Linked DNA regions of Homo sapiens: region 1 is linked to region 2. The links are chromatin loops, found by intact Hi-C in ENCODE. Cell type or tissue: pancreas. All regions are shown on one strand. Region 1 has its middle 22 kb from the start of H1-0. Region 2 overlaps TRIOBP (TRIO and F-actin binding protein).

What was found. A loop is a pair of places that touch in the nucleus more often than their neighbours do. Peaks named below come from ENCODE experiments on the same cell type or tissue, not always from the same donor. Only the 100,000 strongest peaks of a DNase experiment are listed, where the experiment ranks them.
Region 1: it touches region 2 in a loop (4-fold over the local background); 6 of 110 quality-filtered maps call a loop at or near these places.

The regions. Positions count from the first base shown.
Region 1 is chr22:37,782,180-37,784,679 of GRCh38, forward strand. No RefSeq gene overlaps it. Among named protein-coding and RNA genes, the nearest start is that of H1-0, 22 kb to the right of the region's middle. RefSeq lists an enhancer at 1-56. In pancreas, no CTCF peak of the experiment used is centred here; a DNase peak (open chromatin) is centred at 1,316.
Region 2 is chr22:37,724,111-37,726,610 of GRCh38, forward strand. It overlaps TRIOBP (TRIO and F-actin binding protein), which reads left to right. Exons shown (of 24, transcript NM_001039141.3): 7 at 1-2,393. Among named protein-coding and RNA genes, the nearest start is that of TRIOBP, 28 kb to the left of the region's middle. RefSeq lists an enhancer at 1,712-2,213. In pancreas, no CTCF peak of the experiment used is centred here; a DNase peak (open chromatin) is centred at 1,516.

The DNA.
Region 1 (2,500 bases), 58 kb after region 2:
CCCCCCAAGATCCCCTAGATGGGGATGGAAGCCTGCTCTGGATCCCACAGTACTTGGAACTTGACATGTTTTTTCCTTATGGCTCCCCCAGACTGTGAGCCCCCTGAGGCCAGGGACCAGCTCTGAATCGCTTCTGTGTCCCCACTGCCCAGTACAGAGCACTGGTGTCTGTCTCCGAGGGATGAGTGTTTGTTGATTGACGGACTGACTGACTGGAAGTGAATGACCACTGAGTCAGTCACCCTCAAGGCAGGAAATAGCCACAGCCTCAGCTCCACACCAAATGGCAAGGGACCAGATGTCCCCATAAACCCACTGGGAAGCCCGGCAGCCGTCCTGAAGGGCTGGAGGCTAATGGAGGTTTCCGGTACACGAAAGGGCCAGGATTTAACTGTGAGTCACCCTTGTCATCCCGGCGTCCCACAGTACTTTACGAGGGGACTTGACTTTGATGGAGCTTCCGCCACGAGCAAACATGATGAACGGCAAACCTTTAATGCTCGCAACAACACCTTGAAGTACTTATTGCTCTCCCCTTGTTATAGGAGGAAACTGAGGCTCAGAGAAGGACATGACTTACCCAAGGTCAATAATTTAGTGACTCACATCCGAGCAGGTCTGACTCTAGAGCCCAAATCCCCTCCCTACCTAGGGTGCCTCCCTAAAAGTCACGAAGCCTTTTTTTTTTTTGCTGAGCACTTACTGTGGGCTGGACCCTGGAACAAACATTTTCACTCACAAGCTCCTTTAATTCCCAGAACAGCCTGATGAGGGAGGTAGCACAGTTGTCCCCGGTAGGGGGCCGGGACTCAGCAGCACAATGAGGTGACGGCCAGGTCAGTTGGTCTCACAGCCCAGGTGGCCTCCTGAGCTGACCCAGGTCTTCTCATTGGAGGCTGCCTGGGGACCAGGTGCCTTGGTTCCCCCTGCTTGTGGTAGGCATTGGGGGAGGTCTGGGTGTACCTTGGTGAGGCTGACTTGAATGAGCCTCATGTGGAGGCCACATGAGGAGGCCTCAATGTGGAGCCACTTCCACACTGCTGCCTCAGTTTCCTAGTAAAGCAGGGCAACAGCTTATTCCCAAAGGGCCCAGAAAGGCTAGATCCCCCTGCAAAGGGCAGGAGGCGTTTCGGGGTGCCTGTGTGATTGGCTGGCCCTTGCCCTGTCACCACCCCGCAGCTCCACCTTCATCGCCTGCGTCCCGGGGACTGCCAACCGCGCTTTCTTTCCAGAGCCCCTGAGCTCTTGCATGGGCTGCTCCCAGCCCCTCCCTAGCTCTGGCCATCCTGGCCCCAGTTGGTCTCCCCGCCATGAGCTCCCTTGTGGCTTCTCAAGGCCAAGACTCAACCAGGCCGGCGGAGTGGGAGGAACCTGCTTCTTCAAGTTGGTCACCTGGCTTGGCCATCCACTGGCCCTGGGACCTTGACTGTGGCATTTCCAGAGCCACATCCCAGATGCTCCCATGTGGCTGTGTCCACTCTCGGGTGGGGCAGCTGACTGCACTGGCCAAATGTGTCTGAAAGGTGACAGATGGTGGACTTGCCCCACCAGCAGTGTGACATGGATGCACTGATGTGGGGGTGGGAGGCGCTACAGGGAGAACTTCACAGGGGCCTGGCTGGCCCTGACCCTTTGGACTCCAGCAGATTCTCACCATCTCCTGAGGAAGACAGGTTTATAGGTGTCCCTGGCCCCCACCCCAGGGTGTCCCCACAACCCAACTCCAATCTCATGCAGTCTCTCCCCTCTTCACTCATTCAGTTGCTGAAAGTCTGTGTCATCTACTAGCTGTGACCTCAACTGTGGCATCTCCAGAGCCACATTCCAGCTGCTCCCACGTGGCTGTGTCCTCACTCAAGAGCAGGACAGCTGGCTGCACTGGCCAAGTGTGTCTGAAAGTTGACAGGAACATTCATTCCAGCATTAGAAGGAAGTGGGCCAGGTGTGGTGGCTCACACCTGTAATCCCAGTACTTTGGGAGGCCGAGACGGGGGATCACCTGATGTCAGGAGTTTGAGACGAGCCTGGCCAACATGGTGAAACCCCGTCTCTACTAAAAATACAAAAATTAGCCAGGCGTGGTGGCAAGTAGTGCCTGTAATCCCAGCTACTTGGGAGGCTGAGGCACGAAAATCGCTTGAACCCGGGAAGCAGAGGTTGCAGTGAGCCTAGATCATGCCATTGAACTCCGGCCTGGGTGACAAGAGCAAAACTCTGTATCAAAAAAAAAAAAAAAAAAAGGAAACTGTGTCCTGTGCAGATTTGCATCTGTGTTTATTCATGCTTAAACCTCTCCAGAAGGATTTGCACACATACATTTGTGCACACACACCCCCAGGGTGAGGGAACCCAGTGTGAAGGGGCCCTGGACACACAAGACCCTGGGAATAGTGGTTGCCTCCTCGGGGAGGGAGCCAGAAGGCCAGGGGACAGGGGTGGTGGGACACATTTCAGTGTTAAATGCTTTCATATGTTCTGCACTATTTCCCATGTGCATGTG
Region 2 (2,500 bases):
AATAGAGCCACACGAGACAACCCCAGAACATCCTGCGCCCAGCGGGACAATCCCAGAGCCTCCTCTCCCAATAGAGCTGCACGAGACAACCCCACAACATCCTGTGCCCAGCGGGACAATCCCAGAGCCTCCAGAACCTCCTCTCCCAATAGAGCCACACGAGACAACCCCAGAACATCCTGTGCCCAGCGGGACAATCCCAGAGCCTCCTCTCCCAATAGAGCTACACGAGACAACCCCACAACATCCTGTGCCCAGCGGGACAATCCCAGAGCCTCCAGAACCTCCTCTCCCAATAGAGCCACACGAGATAACCCCAGAACATCCTGTGCCCAGCGGGACAATCCCAGAGCCTCCTCTCCCAACAGAACCACCCAACAAGACAGCCCCAGAACATCCTGTGCCCGACGGGACGATCCCAGAGCCTCCTCTCCTAACAGAACCATCCAACAAGAGAACCCCAGAACATCCTGTGCCCTACGGGACAATCCCAGAGCCTCCTCTCCCAGCAGAACCATCCAACAAGAGAACCCCAGAACATCCTGTGCCCAACGGGACGATCCCAGAGCCTCCTCTCCTAACAGAACCACCCAACAAGAGAACCCCAGAACATCCTGTGCCCGACGGGACAATCCCAGAGCCTCCTCTCGCAACAGAACCATCCAGCGAGACAACCCCAGAACATCCTGTGCCCAGCGGGACAATCCCAGAGCCTCCTCTCCTAACAGAACCATCCAACAAGAGAACCTCAGAACATCCTGTACCCGACAGGACAATCCCAGGACCTCCTCTCCCAATAGAGCCACACGAGACAACCCCAGAACATCCTGTGCCCAGCGGGACAATCTCAGAGCCTCCTCTCCCATCAGAGCCACCCAACAGGACAACCCCAGAACTTGTATTCAACAGAACATCCCCAGATCATCTTCTACCCAACAAGACAACCCTAAAACCTCTTGTACCAAACGAGATAACCTCAGACCCACTTGTACACAGCGGGACCGCACACAGTCCTTTTCCTTTCAACGAGACAACCCTGGAACCTCCTCATCTCAATGCTGCACCCAAAAGGAGAATCTGAGACCATCATCTCCCCACCGCTCCACTCAATGGAACAATCCCAGGAATTCATCTCCCCATCGTACTAACAAAGACATCCCCTGGGCCTCGTTTCCCCTCCGGCCAACTCAGAGTGATGGTCCCCGAACCTCTTCCCCATCTCGCTCCAAGCAAAGCGAGGTTCCCTGGGCATCCATCGCCCTCCGGCCAACCCAAGGTGACAGGCCTCAGACATCCTCTCCCAGCAGGCCAGCCCAGCATGACCCACCCCAGTCCTCCTTTGGCCCCACCCAGTACAACTTGCCATCCCGGGCCACCTCTTCCTCCCATAACCCAGGCCACCAGAGCACCTCCCGAACTTCCTCACCTGTGTACCCCGCTGCCTATGGGGCTCCCCTGACCTCTCCTGAGCCCTCCCAGCCTCCATGTGCTGTGTGCATTGGGCACCGGGATGCCCCTCGAGCCTCTTCGCCCCCTCGCTATTTGCAGCACGACCCCTTCCCCTTCTTCCCAGAGCCCCGCGCCCCTGAGAGTGAACCGCCCCACCACGAGCCTCCCTATATACCACCTGCTGTGTGCATTGGACACCGAGATGCCCCCCGGGCGTCCTCGCCCCCCCGCCACACCCAATTTGACCCCTTCCCCTTCCTCCCAGACACATCAGATGCCGAGCATCAGTGTCAGTCCCCCCAACACGAGCCCCTTCAGCTCCCTGCACCTGTGTGTATTGGGTACCGAGATGCACCCCGGGCCTCCTCCCCACCACGCCAGGCCCCAGAGCCTTCCCTCTTATTCCAGGACCTCCCCAGGGCCAGCACAGAGAGCCTTGTCCCTTCCATGGACTCTCTGCACGAGTGCCCCCACATCCCCACCCCTGTGTGCATTGGGCACCGGGATGCACCCTCCTTCTCATCCCCACCACGCCAGGCTCCTGAGCCATCCCTCTTCTTCCAGGATCCCCCTGGAACTAGTATGGAGAGCCTGGCCCCCTCCACTGACTCTCTGCATGGCTCCCCAGTGCTGATCCCCCAAGTGTGCATCGGGCACCGGGATGCACCCCGAGCCTCCTCCCCACCCCGCCACCCACCCAGTGACCTAGCGTTCCTGGCACCCTCACCTTCACCGGGCAGCTCTGGGGGCTCCCGGGGCTCAGCGCCTCCCGGGGAGACCAGGCACAACTTGGAGCGGGAGGAGTACACTGTGCTGGCCGACCTGCCCCCACCCAGGAGGCTGGCCCAGAGACAGCCAGGGCCCCAGGCGCAGTGCAGCAGCGGGGGCCGCACCCACAGCCCTGGCCGTGCAGAGGTGGAGCGCCTCTTCGGGCAAGAGCGCAGGTGAGCCCGGGGGTGGGGTCAGCCAGGTGGGCTGGGGAGGAGGCTCGGCAGCAGGACAGGTGAAGGGTTAGGGTGCCAAAAGAAAGTGTTCAAATCCCCCTGGCTTG